Linked DNA regions of Homo sapiens: regions 1, 3 and 4 are each linked to region 2. Evidence: chromatin contacts called from ENCODE Hi-C or POLR2A ChIA-PET data. All regions are on one chromosome and are shown on one strand. The core of a region is the stretch at or near the end of the contact, and the rest is flanking DNA. Distances in the headings are between cores, read along the strand shown. Region 1 overlaps HIP1 (huntingtin interacting protein 1). Region 2 has its middle 29 kb from the start of CCL24. Region 3 overlaps STYXL1 (serine/threonine/tyrosine interacting like 1). Region 4 overlaps HIP1 (huntingtin interacting protein 1).

Region 1 (3,570 bases), core at 444-2,943, 250 kb before region 2:
TCTTTCTTTCTTCCTTCCTTCCTTCCTTCCTTCCTTCCTTCCTTTCTTTCTTTCTCTCTCTCCCTTCCTTCCTTCCCTCCCTCTCTCTCTCGTTCGTTCTTTCTTTCTATTTTTTTTTTAGACAGGGTCTCGCTCTGTTGCCCAGGCTGGAGTGCAGTGGCACAATCTTGGCTCACTGCAACCTCCACCTCCCAGGTTCAAGTGATTCTCGTGCCTCAGCCTCCCAAGTAGCTGGGATCACAGGCACCCGCCACCATGCCCGGCTAATTTTTGTTTTTTTTAGTAGAGACGGGGTTTCACCATGATGCTCAGGCTGGTCTCGAACTCCTGGCCTCAAGAGATCCACCCACCTTGGCCTCCCAAAGTTCTGGGATTACAGGTGTGAGCCACTGTGCCTGGCCTTGGTGTAGGAGCGATTTCTGAAATAATTCAGAAATAATGCCTTTCTGGCATTCTTTCACATATAAGCATTTTTATGCCCCAAGTATGTGTCAAAGCCTGTAAAATCCATTCAGGGAGAAAAAAAAGAAAATAAGAAAAATAAGACTCAGTCCCCAGCCCTCCAGGAGTGAATACCAAGGTGGCGGGCCAACCTGTTCACCATTTAGGCATCTGTGATAAATGTGTAAGCAGCATTTCTGAAGTCAGACTTCCTAATGCTTATTCAGTTTGTATCTAAGGCAGCTGATAAAAGACCTGATAATAGATAAATGCGCTGGGCATGGTGGCTCACGCCTGTAATTGCAGCACTTTGGGAGGCCCAGCGGGAGGACTGCTTGAGCCTAGCTAGGAGTTCAAGACCAGCCTGGGCCACAGTGAGACCCCATCTCTATAAAAAATTAGCCAGGCATGATGGCATGTGCCTATAGTCCCAGCTACTCAGGAGGCTGAGGTGGGAGGATCACTTGAGCCTAAAAGTTGGAGGCTGCAGTGAGCCTCCAACTGATTGTGTCACTGCACTCCAGCCTGGGTGACAGTGCATGACCCTGCCTCAAAAAAAAAAAAAAAAAAAAAAGCTTTGGGATATCTTTAATTAGGCATTTCAAACCCTACTGTATGGAGTTGATTTTTCAACATTTATTCACCATTTAGAAATTATGAATCAGAGACTCATAGAATGTTAGGGCTGGACTGTTAAATCTTTGAAATCTTTTTCTTTTTGAAACAGAGTTTTGCTCTTGTTGCCCAGGCTGGAGTACAGTGGTACGATCTCGGCTCACTGCAACCTCTGCCTCCCAGGTTCAAGTGATTCTCCTGCCACAGCCTCCCAAGTAGCTGGGATTACAGGTACCTGCCACCACACCTGGCTAATTTTTGTTTTTTCAGTAGGACGGGGTTTTACCATGTTGGCCAGGCTGGTCTCGAACTCCTGACCTCAGGTCATCCATCCGCCTCCACCTTCCAAAGTGCTGGGATTATAGGCATGAGCCACCACACCTGGCCTGAAATCTTCTTTGTCCAACCTTTGATTGAACAGAAAGTGACCTAAGACTCATGGAGGCCCCACTCAAGGTCCCAGAGTGAGCCCGAGAGTTCCAGTGGCAGAATGTCAGAATCTCCTTGCAGGGCCCCTTCCCTCCTCCCAGGGAGCCTCCCGGCAGCATGTGACCTGACCCTGCCGCTGCAGGCCTGGCCTCTCTGCACCCATGTCTTGTCCTGAACAGCACACTGCCTGATGATAACTGTCTCTCCCTTACTCATATCTTTTATCAGATTGATCACAAATTATTCGTAGGTAAGGGTCAGGGCTGAGTCATTTCCTCTGAGAAAATCCACTGGGCCGTTTAAAATAAAGGCTTTTCTTGGTTTGCTTTGAATCATCGCAAGGGTACCAAACGTGATGCAGGAAACCAAGGGGCCTGTGTCTTTCTGGGGAAAAAAAGAGCAAGATCTAGCTAGGCTCGCACAGGGCTGGACTTCTGGGTTACCCCAGAGAGGTTCTGCAGCCGCCATCCTAATTCCAGCCAAAGCATCTTCCCACTAAAGGCAAGCTGCTTTCCCTCTAGCAAACAGCAGTTCATATATCACACTAAGCAATGCTGGGCTTCTCTGGCTATCTAACCTGGAGGGTCGCCTCTAGGGGTTGAGGCTAGAAGGCTTCGGGACAAGCTGCTCTGGCTTGCCTGGCTGTGACACAGTAACCAAGAGCCCAGGTGAGGAGAAGCTTCCCACTGCAGACAGAAGTCCAGCCTCTGAGGCTGGGTGCGGCCTCCGAAGTTGGGCGCGGTGGCTCATGCCTGTAATTCCAGCACTTTGGGAGGCCAAGGCAGGAGGATTGCTTGAGCTCAGGAGTTTGAAACCAGCCTGAGCAACATGGCAAAACCCCGTCTCTACTAAAAATACAAAAATTAGCTAGGGGTAGTGATACACACCTGTGGTCCCAGCTACTTGGGAGGTTGAGGCAGGTGGATCTCTTGAGCCTGGAAGGCGGAGGTTGCGGTGAGCTGAGATCATGCCACTGCACTCCAGCCTAGGCGACAGAGCAAGACTCTGTCTCAAAAAAAAAAAAAAAAAAGTCCCAACTCTGCTTGCCCGGAACTCCACCTTGCTCTGGCCCAGCACACAGAGAGTTAAAAGCTTAGCCACCCCCCTGGCAGACTCTCTCCTTCAGCCTTTGGGGATTAAGCGCTCCAGTTCCTGGATTCTGCAACTCAAAGGCAGATTCCTAGGGATTCATCAGCCAGCATGGTCCTGCACCTCTCTACAAAGCCACAGGCTGCTCCTGGGTGTGGTGGGCTTACAGAGGGCTTTCAAGTCACCCATTCCCTAATCCACTTCAAGGCTCTTGTCTTCTTCCCCCTGGCATAGGTTGAACCTGTTCACGAAGGTAGAGAGCCCCTGCCTCAGTTTAAGGCCAACCAACCTCTGAAGCTAAGACTTTCTTTTTTTCGGCCAGGCATGGTGGCTCATGCCTGTGATCTCAGCACTTTAGGAGGCTGAGGCCAGGCGTTCAAGGCCAGCCTGGCCAACATGGCAAAACCCCGGTCCTACTAAAATTACAAAAATTAGCCGGGTGTGGTGGCACACGCCTGTCATCCCAGCTACTTGGGAAGCTGAGGCACAAGAATCGCTTGAATCCAGGAGGCAGAGGTTACAGTGAGCCGAGAACATGCCACTGCCCTCCAGCCTGGGCAACAGAGTGGGACTCTGTCTCAAAAAAGAAAAAAAAAAAAAACTCTCTTTTTCTTTTTTTTTTGCTTTCATGCTCAGAAAAGGAGATAACTATTGATTATGCAACCCCCAGGGGAGTGGTCCCTGTGTTCCTGTAAAGGCAAAGAAAGGACCTGGAGGGCTTTGAATATAGGTGAAGATCCCTCCTGACCCCCAGGAGGTCTCTCAAAGGAAAGTAACTTTCAAGTGACTATGAGGTTCTACAAAGCTTGAGTCGGCCAGGTGCAGTGGCTCTCCCCTGTAATTCCAGCACTTTGGGGTTACAGAGGAGGGAGGATTGCTTGAGGCCAGCTTGGGCAATGAGCAATACCCCATCTCTAAAAATCATAAAATAAATTAGCCAGGCATAGTGGTGCACACCTGTAGTCCCAGCTACTCGGGAGGCTGAGACGAGAGGAT
Region 2 (3,507 bases), core at 944-3,443:
CTTGTAATCCCAGCACTTTGGGAGCCGAGGCAGGCAGATCACCTGAGGTCAGGAGTTCAAGACCAGCCTGGTCAACATGGAGAAACCCCGTCTCTACTAAAAATACAAAAAATTAGCTGGGTATAGTGGTGCATGCCTGTAGTCCCAGCTAGTCGGGAGGCTGAGGCAGGAGAATCACTTGAACCCGGGAGGTGGAGGTTGCAGTGAGCTGAGATCATGCCATTGCACTCCAGCCTGGGCAACAAGAGCGAAATTCCGTCTCAAAAAATAAATAAATAAGAATTGGTTTAGGCCAGGCGTGGTGGCTCATGCCAGCACTTTGGGAGGCCAAGGCAGGCGGATCGCCTGAGGTCAGGAGTTCAAGACCAGGCTGCCCAACATGGTGAAACCCCATCTCTACTAAAAATACAAAAATTAGCCAGGCATGGTGGTGGGCACCTGTAATCCCAGCTACTTGGGAGACTGAGGCAGGAGAATCACTTGAATCTGAGAGGCGGAGGTTTCAGTGAGCTGAGATCATGCCATTGCACTCCAGCCTGGGCGACAAAAGTGAGATTCTGTCTCAAGAGAAAAAGAAAAAGAACTGGCTTCTGTAATTGCAGAGGCTGGCAAGTTCAAAATGTGTAGGGCAAGCTGGCAGGCTGGAGATCCAGGGAAGAGGTGGTGTTGCAGCCTCGTGTCTAAATTCTTCAGGCAGGCCAAGCAGGCTGGAAACCCAGCCAGGGTTTCTATGTTGCAGTGGAATCGAGGCCCAATTCCTTCTTCTTCAGGAAACCTCACTCTTTGACCTTAAAGCCTTCAAGTGATTGGATGAGACCTACCTGCTTTGTGGAGGGTCATCGTCTTTATTCAAAGTCTGCTGATTTAAATGTTCATCACAGCCAGGCACGGTGGCTCACGTTTGTAATCCCAGCACTTTGGGAGGCCGAGGCAGGAGGATCGCTTTGAGTTCAGGAGTTTGAGACCAGCCTGGGCAATATAGCGAGACCCTGTCTCTACAAAAAAAATAAAATAAAGCCAGGCGTGGTGGTGTGAGCCTGTAGTCCCAGCTACTTGGGAGGCTTAAGTGGGAGGATCACTTGAGTCTGGAAGGTTGAGGCTGCAGTGAGCTATGATCGCACCACTGCACTCCAGCCTGGGCGACAGAGCAAGACTCTGTCTCTAAAATAAAAATTAAAAAAGTTAATCATGTCTGAAAATTACCTTCATAGTAGCACCTAGACTGGTGTTAGCATCTAAACTGATGTCTAGACAGGCACCTTAGCATAGCCAAATTGTCAGAAAATTAGCTACAACATAGATCTTTTGTCTGTGCCTCAAAATCCAGGTTTAGCAGCCCTGGGGAGAGAAAAAGCTTTTGTTTTGTCTTTGAGACCCACCTCCCCAAGCTTCTTTTTTTTTTTTTTTTTTTGACACTGAGTCTCAGTCTGTCACCTAGGCTGGAGTGCTATAGTACGATCTTGGCTCACTGCAACCTCTGCCTCCCGGGTTCAAGCGATTCTCGTGCCTCAGCCTCCCAAGTAGCTGGGACCACAGGTGTGTGCCACCACACCCGGCTAATTTTTTTTTGTAATTTTAGTAGAGAAAGGGTTTTGCCATGTTGGCCAGGCTGGCCTTGGACTCCTGACCTCAAGTGATCAGCAGACCTTGGTGTCCCAAAGTTCTGGGATTATAGGTATTAGCCACCGCGCCCAGCCTTTTCATTTTTTTTTTTTTTTCTGTCTCCGAAGACTGGCCTCTTTCCAGGATGACTTTCAGTGAAATTTCCACTCCTTTCAGGGGAAACACAACTCCCACCCACACTGATAACAGACATTTCCTTCTTGCTGCATCAGGATGATGAGAATTGAAGTCTGGTTTAACCCTGTCCTTAACCTTCCCTGGGGCCCTGGATGGGTAGTTCTGTAGCTCCCGGCCTCTTGCTGACCACTGGACCAAAATACACAGAAGAATCCTATACAAGGTAAGCATTTGACGGATACCTCTTAGGTGGCCTCAGCTTTAGGAAGCTTTATTGGATCCAAAAATAGCTTTATTTCCCCAGGCCAGCCTCCCCACATACCTTGCCTCCAGCTTAGTGTCACAGTGCCTGTATCTCTGTGCGAAGAGTGATATTGGGGTGTTTGCAGGCTGGACTCAGAGCTGAAAGTCTCCCTGCCAAGTAGTGAGCATTTCACTATTCACGGAGGTGCCCCAGGGGCCAGCAGAGAGATTTCCAGAACAGGAAACACCCCCGCAGAAGTGGAGATCAACAGTAACAACAATGTATATTTCTAAACAGAACAGTGACTCATATTAAACATCTGTTTCACAATAGGGCCTTATATGCAAAACAACCCTAAGTATAGAAGGAGCCAAGAAACCAAAGAATGAGGCAGACAAATCCAGTTTGTCATCACGGGGTGTTTCACTGGGGGAACTATGGACAGAAGCATCGTCTTGGATGGCCACAAGGCAGGTAGATCTCCATGCTGTTACATCCCAGACTCAGGAACTATATACCATAAGGAAAGAATGCACATGCTCCAGAAGGAATGTGTAGGAATTTGCTTAAGGGCAGGATTTACAGTAAGTAGGAGTTCATCAAGGTTGATTTGATCCAAGTGTTACCAGAAAGGGGTCCCGATCCAGACCCCAACAGAGGGTTCTTGGATCTCGCGCCAGAAAGAATTCAGGGCAAGTTCATAAAGTAAAAGCAAGTTTATTAGGAAAGTAACGTGGTGAAGGACACAGCTACTCCACAGACAGGTTAGGAAGAGGAGGAATGTGTCCACCCTGGAGACAATACTTGTTTATATATAGCATAAGAAAAGATTATGGGGAGATGTGTTCTGCTACAAGGGTTTGTGATAAAGGATTAATTTTCTTACTGTATTTCGCAAGAATCGAAATTATCGTAGGAACGCTTCTGTTGTCAAGATATCGGGATATCAGGACACTCCTAAGTCTGGGTCTGTTTAGTAAACATTGTCAATCTGTTCCCTTAACTGTAAACATCTGGAGGCTAGGAATACCTCACTTTCTGGGAGTGCGGCCCAGCAAGCCCCAGCCTCATTTTTCTTAGCCCTCACTCAAGATGGAGTCACTCTGGTTCTAACGCCTCTGGCATAAGGGCAGGATTAATGGTAAGTATGCGCTTTTATATAAGGAATGATAGATAAACTGGAAATCTTAGAGGCATTCTTGGAACCAGGGTTAATCAGAAGCCTAGCTTCCAAGATGGAGTTATTTCAGCCTCCACAACATCTCTTCAGATAGATGGGACTTCACAGATTTCCCCAAGAATCACGGATAGAATTGGTTTGACAAGTGTGTGATTACATAGACCACTTTATGGCTCCCATAGAGGCTGGCATGATGGTTTACGCCTACAACCCCAGCACTTTGGGAGGCTGAGGCAGGAGGATTGATTGAACCCAGGAGTTCGAGACCAGCCTGGGCAACATAGGAGACCCTGTCTTTATTTTGTTTGTTTGTTTGTTTTGTGTTTTTTGAGACAATCTCACT
Region 3 (3,630 bases), core at 732-3,231, 170 kb after region 2:
AGCCTTTTAAAAAAATTTTTGTGTAAACAAGGTCTTACTATGTTGCCCAGGCTAGTCTCAAACTCCTGGACTCAAGTGATCCTTCCACCTCCTCTTTGACCTCCCAAAGTGCTAGGATTCCAAGCTTAAGCCACCACAGCTGGCCAGTCACCTACATTCTAAAGACAGCTGCAAACAAGTAACCCAATCCAACCCTCACAGCTACCCTAGCCACAACCCTGCGCCTTCTTCCCAATGTGACTAGACTAGGAGCAAAGGCAAGTTTCAGGAATATGCAACTGTCAAAACGGACCATACCGGGCCTTTTAAATATGTGCAGTTCATCATGTCAATTACACCTTACTAAAGCTTCAGAAATGAGGAGGTGGCAGTGATGAGTTATCAGCAGCGTAGGGTTTGCAGAGAAGAAATTAATCTCTCTGCACCCTGCAAAGCCAGGGTGCTCCTCCAAGAGCAAGGAGGAGCAAGGAGGAGTTCCAATCAAGATAAGACTTGATTCAGATTTGAGGCTGGAACATTAAACTGCCCTGGCTTATACTAGACTGATTGTCTTTACTTCCTTTATTTAACTGACTGTACACCTGTTGAGCTGAAATTCACAGTGCTGTTATCTCAGTGGAAGAAAGGGATGTCTTTGGGAGCCAGGCATGCATACCCTGGATCTGGGAACATGTCTGACCTCAGGCATGAGTCCCTGCCTTCTACGATTCCGGTGAAGGAATGTGGGCATGCGGGGCAGGGGACGGGTCATGGGCTTCCAAGTTAAGGGGAGGAAGTTGGAGGAGATGCCTGGCAGGGGTTGAAGGGAGTCACCACTGGCTGCGTTCTCTGGGAGATCCTCAGCCCCAGAAGGAGCCAGGGTGAGGCTGAGCTGGGTCCCGAGAAACCCAGCAGCAGAGGCTACCAGCAGCTCACACAGCCAGACGGGGCCAGAGAGCAGGCACTTTCCCACCACTAACACGCAGCCAGGCACACAGACAGGTCCACTCTGGGCCCTACTGCCAAAGGTACTCTGCCCAGAAGAGGGGAAGAGAGCAGCTGTCCTTAAAGCTAACCCCCATCCCTCCCTACTTTGAGTGCCCCCAGCAAACCCTAGGCTGCCCAGCTCTAGGGCATGGGAAGAGATGAGACTTGATTCAGATTTGAGGTTGGAACATTAAACCGCCCTAGCTTCTACTAGACTGTCTTTTTACTTCCTTTAACATTATTTCAAAACTATACACTAGTTGGCCAGGTGTGGTGGTTCATGCCTATAATTCCAGTACTTTGAGAGGCCAAGGCAGGAGGATTGCTTAAGGTCAGGAGTTTTGGACCAGCCTGGGGAACATAGCAAGACCCTGTATCTGCAAAAAATTTTAAAACTTAGCTGACTGTGGTGGCATGCATCTGTAGTCCCACCTACTCAAGAGGCTGAGGCTGGAGGATACCAAGCCCAGGAGGTGGAGGCTGCAGTGAGCTATGATTGCACCACTGCACTCCAGCCTGGGCAACAGAGTGAGACCCTGTCTCTAAAACGTATATATCGCCCAACTTCAAACATTAACAACTCATTGGCCAATTTTGTTTCCTCTATACCCTCACTGCCTTCTCACCTCACCCCAGATTATTTGAAAGGAAATTCCAGACATCACGTCATTTCACCCGTAAATATTTTGTTCTGTATTTCTAAAAGATAAGGACTTGTACTTTATAATAACCATAACAATGTCACTACAACCTTCGAAAAGCAACAATTCCTAAACACAGTCAAACATCCTGTGAATAGTCACATTTGCCCAGTCATTCTATACTATGATTTCGATTGAAGTTTTTTGTAACCAAAAGTGGCCAGAAAGTATGGAATCTGCTCACGATGTTGCTAAGGGCAGGAAGGGGAACACAGCTGAAGGCAACTGTTAGAAAAAGTTAAAACCACTTTCTGTTTACATTCCATTGTGTTCAGACGCTTCAATAAGCCAGACATCTGTACACGGCACTCTCCAGGGACCAGGCCCTGCCTGCAAATCTCTGCATAGTCTGGTGCTAGCCTTAGACAACTCCACCCAGTTCTCTTCCTCGAAATCTCCTCCTCCGTCAGATTTGGCTCTGGGAAGCTCAAGTGCCCCTTCTCTGGGCTCCAGATACCCGGGGCGTCCCTTGACACAGTCCAGCTTCCAGCCACTGCCTCCCCTACAGACAGGACCAGTCATCAGCAGAAACTGGAATCTCAAAATTGTTTTGTTTTGACAAAACTGACCATGAGTTGACAATGTTTGGAGCTAGGTGATGGACAAAGGGGTTTAATATCTGATTCTCTTTTTGTATTAAAAAATAGGCTGAGTGCAGTGGCTCACGCCTCTAATCCCAGCACTTTGGGAGGCTGAGGCAGGTGGATCACTTGAGGTCAGGAGCTGGAGACCAGCCTGACCAACATGGTGAAACCCTGTCTCTACTAAAAAAGAATTATAATAGAGATGGGGGTCTCACTATACTGCCCAGGCTGGTCTTGAACTCCTGAGATCAAGCAATCCTCCTGCCTTGGCCTCCCAGAGTGCTAAAACTACAGGTGTGAGTCGCCACACCTGGCTGATTTTCTTTTTGTTTTTTTTGGAGACAGGGTCTTGCTTCGTCAACCAGGCTGGAGTACAGTGGCATGGCAACGGCTCACTGCAGCCTCGACCTCCTGGGCTCAAGCAATCCACCCATCTCTTTTCTAAATTATTTTTTTGAGCCAGGGTCTCACTCTGTCACACAGGCTGGAGTGCAGTGGTGTGATCTCGGCTCCCTGCAACCTCCTCCTCCTGGGTTCAAGTAATTCTCCTGCCTCACCCTCCTGAGTAACTGGGACTACAAGACAGGTGGGCCACTATGCCCGGTGAATTTCTGTATTTTTGGTAGTCAGGGTTTTGCCATGTTGCTTAGGCTGGGCTCAAACTCCTGAGCTCAAGTGATCCATCCAGCTTGGCCTCCAAAAGTGCTGGGATTATAGGCGTGAGCCACCACAGCCAGCTCCATTTATTGATTTTTTTGTAGAGACAAGGTCTCACTATATTGCTCAGGCCGGTCTCAAAGTACTGAGCTAAAGCAATCCTCCTGCCTTGGCCTCCCCAAGTGCTAGGCTTATAGGCGTGAGCCACCGTGCCTGACCAATCCTTCCCACTTTTGTGTATTTTTGTATCCTCTGGATCCAGCTAGGATTTGTGGAATCAGACAGCCAAGAAAAAAGAGGTGGTCTCGAGCCGCCATGCCCCTGCCTTTCTGACCTTGGTATCGGTCCACCATCCAGCCTGCCCTCTGAATGGGTCCACCTTTGCTCACTGTTTCAACCCGACAGCCATCAGTTCCTTATAAAGAACTGTGGCCGGGCAGGATGGCTCACGCCTGTGATCCCAGCACTTTGGAAAGCCGAGGCAGGTGGATCACTTGAGGTCAGGAGATCGAGACCATCCTGGCTAACAGGGTGAAACCCTGTCTCTACTAAAAATACAAAAAATTAGCCGGGCGTGCTGGTGGGCGCCTGTAGTCCCACCTACTTGGGAGGCCGAGGCAGGAGAATGGCGTGAACCTGGGAGGCAGAGCTTGCAGTGAGCCAAGATGGCACCACTGCACTCCAGCCTGGGCGACAGAGCGAGACTCCGTCTCAAAAAAAAA
Region 4 (3,584 bases), core at 1-2,500, 180 kb before region 2:
GCAGGGAATGGGGAGCAAAAGGTGCTACAAGTGCTGTTAGGTCCTGATGTCATCTTGGGGGCAGCTACAGCAGAGTAACGCAGGCCTAAGTCCAAATGTGTGCCTTGGAGCCACTGGGGGAGGATGGGCAGTGGGAGGTGGTGAGAGGGATTTCTCTTTGGGAAAGGCTGGTGGTGAAGGGCAGGGAGTCACAGGAAGTTCCCCAAGAGTGTGGAAAAATCCAGAGGAGGCAATCAGGCTTTTAAGGATGGAGAAGATTTGCATATGGTGGGAGGCAGAAGGAACGGAGTGAAGAGGAAGCGCAATGGGAGAGAGATGGATGAGTGGACAGGGTCTCTGAGGAGGGGTGGACTGGAGAGTGGGTGCGTGAGTGAGCCACAAGGGGTGAAGGTGGAGGGGAGGGAGGAGGGGAAGGAGGGGGCGTAGCTGGCGATGTCATGGGGGATGAAATCAGAGATGATGAGGAGGCTCACACTGGAGGGTCTCCACTATTTTTGTTTGTTTGTTTGTTTGTTTGAGACAGGTTCTTGTTCTGTCACCCAGGATGGACCACAGTGGTGCGATCACAGCACATGGCAGCCTGGAACTCCTGGGCTCCAGTAACCCTCCCACCCCAGCCTCCCGAGTAGCTGGGAGTACAGACCTGCACCACCACGCCCAGCTATTTTATTTGGTAAAGATGAGGTCTTGCTATGTTGTCCTAGCTGGTCTCAAACTCCTGGTCTCAAGCAATCCTCCTACCTGGGACTCCCCCAGTGCTCAGACTACAAGTGTGAGCCACCATGCCTGGCTGGAAAGAGGCTTTTATTTATTTTATTTTATTAACTAATTTATTTTTGAGACAGCGTCTCGCTCTGTCGCCCAGGCTGGAGTGCAGTTGCGTGATCTCAGCTCACTGCAACCTCCCTCTCCCAGGTTCAAGTGACTCTCCTGCCTCAACTTCCCTAGAAGCTGGGATTACAGGCACACACTACCATGCCTGGCTAATTTCTGTATTTTTAGTAGAGACGGGATTTCACCATGTTGGTCAGTCTTGTCTCGAACTCCTGACCTCAAATGATCCATCCTCCTCAGCCTCCTGGAGTGAGCCACGGTGCCTGGCCTGGAAAGAGGTTTTTAAAGGTTAGAGGACACGAGGGCCTGTTTTTAAGCTGAGAGGAGGAATAATTATTGAAGATATGAAAGAGAATGGGGACAGGGACAGAGCAAGTTCTCAGAGGACACCAGCACAGGTGGCTAAGATCCGAGCTGCTTCCTGCAGCGTCACCACACCGGCGACCCATGCTGAGGCTTCCTCAATGAAAATCCCCACCTTTTTTCTACATGAACTGCTGCAAGCCACAGTTGCCCATCTGATATTTGCATGCCTGTGAGTTTCAGATGTAACTACAAGAATTTACACTTATCCTAATTACGTTTCATAAACTGTCTTTATGATCATCTGTTCTGGTACAACGACCAAGAAAACATTCAGTGGGTGGTTTGGCAAGTTCTGTTTTGAATCAGCTGTGCACCAGGTGTGTGCCAGGCCAGTAGGAAGATCCCGGACAGCGTCTTTGCTCTCCAGATGTCTGTAGTGTAAGTGGGAAGGAAAACTCAAAGACAGATCATTTAAACAAATATAATGTCCAGACCAGGAGGGGTGGCGTACACCTATAGTCCCAGCTACTCAGGAGGCTGAGGTGGGAGGATCGCTGGAACCTAGGCAGTCAAGGCTGCAGTGAGCTATGATTGCACCACTGCACTCCAGCCTGGGTGACAGAGTGTGTCATCCTGGCGGCACTGCTCCTACCCCTACAGCAGGCGAGGCGGACTGATGTAGGAGGCAGATGGTCAATTCAGGGTGTTTGCCAGGGGACAGGAGCAGATCTGAGTTTTTGATGCATCACTGACCTCTGTGCAGGGACAGCTCTGAGGATGGCCAGGGTGGAGACTGGGATCAGTGAAGAGGGTACTGCCAGTTCTGGGTGTACTAGATGAGTCCTGACCATGAGCAGTGAAAATAGGAAAGAGATGAGAGAACAGAGCCGCCAGGGAGTATTTAGGAGGTAAAACCCAGCAGGAGACGGGAATGGAAGGGAGTGGGAGGGGAGTGGAGTAGTGAGTGATAATTTGACTTCTAGTTTTCTGACTCAGCTAATCAGTAGAGCAACGGTCCTGCTAAGGCAAGATTACAGGGGATCAGAACACAGGGAGGTGTCAGCCTCTAGCAGGGGAACAGCTACCTTCCATTATTTTATGTATGTGTGTATATATATATATACACATATATGTGTATATATATATACACATATATGTGTATATATATACACATATATGTGTATATATATACACATATATGTGTATATATATACACATATATGTGTATATACACATATATGTGTATATACACACACATATACACACATATGTGCATACATACATGTATGCATATATGCACACACATGTGTGTACATACATACATGTATGTGTGTATATTTACATACATATATGTACATACATATATACACACATATACATATGTATATATACATATATTGTGTGTGTATACATACACATACTATATACACACATATATGTATACATACATATATACACACATATATGTATGTATATATGTATGTATATGTATACATACACATGCATATATATGTGTGTATGTATACGTATACATACATATATACACATACATATGTGTATGTATACGTATACATACATATATACACATACATATGTGTGTGTATACATATACATACATATATACACATACATATGTGTGTGTGTATACGTATACACACATATATACACATACATATATATGTATGTGTATGTATACGTATACATACATATATACACATACATATATATGTATGTGTATGTATACGTATACATACATATATATATGTATAGGGAGAGAGAGAGAGAGAGAGAGACAGGCAGACGGACAGACAAAGTCTTGCTCCATTGCTCCATTGCCCAGGCTGGAGTGCAGTAGTACAATCTCGGCTCACTGCAACCTCTGCCTCCCAGGTTCAAGCAATTCTCATGCCTCAGCTTCCTGAGTAGCTGGGATTACAAGCATGCACCACCACGTCCGACTAATTTTTGTATTTTTAGTAGGGTTGGGATTTCACCATATTGGCCAGGCTGGTCTTGAACTCCTGGCCTCAAGTGATCTGCCTGCCTTGGCCTCCCAAAGTGCTGGGATTACGGGCGTGAGCCATCATGCCCAGTCCAGATACTTTCCATTTCAACAGAGGGAAAGAAGAGACTAATTTGGGCTCAAATACACTGAGATGTCTGGTTGGCTGGGTTTGGTGGTTCGCACCTGTAATCCTAGCTCTTTGGGAGGCCAAGGTGTTCGAAACCAGCCTGGGAAATATAGTGAATATAGTGAGACCCTGTTTCTACAAAAAAAATTTAAAAATTAGAAAGGCATGGAGGTGCACACATATAGTCCCAGCTAGTCAGGGGGTTGAGGGAGGAGGATTGTTTGAGGCCAGGAGTTGGAGGCTACAGTGAGCTATGATCAAGCCACTGCACTCCAGCCTGGGTGACAGAGCAAGACCCTATCTCTATAAAAA

The links. A loop is a pair of places that touch in the nucleus more often than their neighbours do. ChIA-PET counts read pairs that join two places held with the same protein, here RNA polymerase II (POLR2A). Pooled maps may share reads with other maps.
Region 1: a loop to region 2 is called in a pooled map, with 10 times the contacts of the local background. The contact joins two enhancer-like sites. A Hi-C loop is called at or near these places in 1 of 37 single-sample maps with no recorded cell type and 4 of 50 pooled maps. POLR2A ChIA-PET finds 5 or more read pairs at or near these places in 1 of 52 experiments (OCI-LY7).
Region 3: a pooled map shows a loop between it and region 2 (13-fold over the local background). The contact joins two enhancer-like sites. A Hi-C loop is called at or near these places in 1 of 168 maps with a recorded cell type or tissue (HL-60/S4) and 10 of 50 pooled maps. POLR2A ChIA-PET finds 5 or more read pairs at or near these places in 4 of 52 experiments (AG04450, CD4-positive, alpha-beta T cell, GM12878 and 1 more).
Region 4: a loop to region 2 is called in a map with no recorded cell type, with 10 times the contacts of the local background. The contact joins two enhancer-like sites. A Hi-C loop is called at or near these places in 7 of 37 single-sample maps with no recorded cell type and 4 of 50 pooled maps. POLR2A ChIA-PET finds 5 or more read pairs at or near these places in 1 of 52 experiments (K562).

The regions. Positions count from the first base shown.
Region 1 is chr7:75,595,243-75,598,812 of GRCh38, forward strand. The region is part of intron 2 of HIP1 (huntingtin interacting protein 1); the gene reads right to left. Among named protein-coding and RNA genes, the nearest start is that of SPDYE5, 100 kb to the left of the region's middle. RefSeq lists enhancers at 1-636, 1,551-1,690. Within about 2 kb of position 1,694, at least 3 of the 41 ENCODE cell types and tissues checked have a DNase peak (open chromatin) inside an H3K27ac peak, as active enhancers do.
Region 2 is chr7:75,840,787-75,844,293 of GRCh38, forward strand. No RefSeq gene overlaps it. Among named protein-coding and RNA genes, the nearest start is that of CCL24, 29 kb to the left of the region's middle. RefSeq lists an enhancer at 2,147-2,366. Within about 2 kb of position 2,194, at least 13 of the 41 ENCODE cell types and tissues checked have a DNase peak (open chromatin) inside an H3K27ac peak, as active enhancers do.
Region 3 is chr7:76,009,705-76,013,334 of GRCh38, forward strand. The region is part of intron 5 of STYXL1 (serine/threonine/tyrosine interacting like 1); the gene reads right to left. Among named protein-coding and RNA genes, the nearest start is that of TMEM120A, 17 kb to the left of the region's middle. Within about 2 kb of position 1,982, at least 9 of the 41 ENCODE cell types and tissues checked have a DNase peak (open chromatin) inside an H3K27ac peak, as active enhancers do.
Region 4 is chr7:75,661,686-75,665,269 of GRCh38, forward strand. The region is part of intron 1 of HIP1 (huntingtin interacting protein 1); the gene reads right to left. Among named protein-coding and RNA genes, the nearest start is that of HIP1, 75 kb to the right of the region's middle. Within about 2 kb of position 1,251, at least 4 of the 41 ENCODE cell types and tissues checked have a DNase peak (open chromatin) inside an H3K27ac peak, as active enhancers do.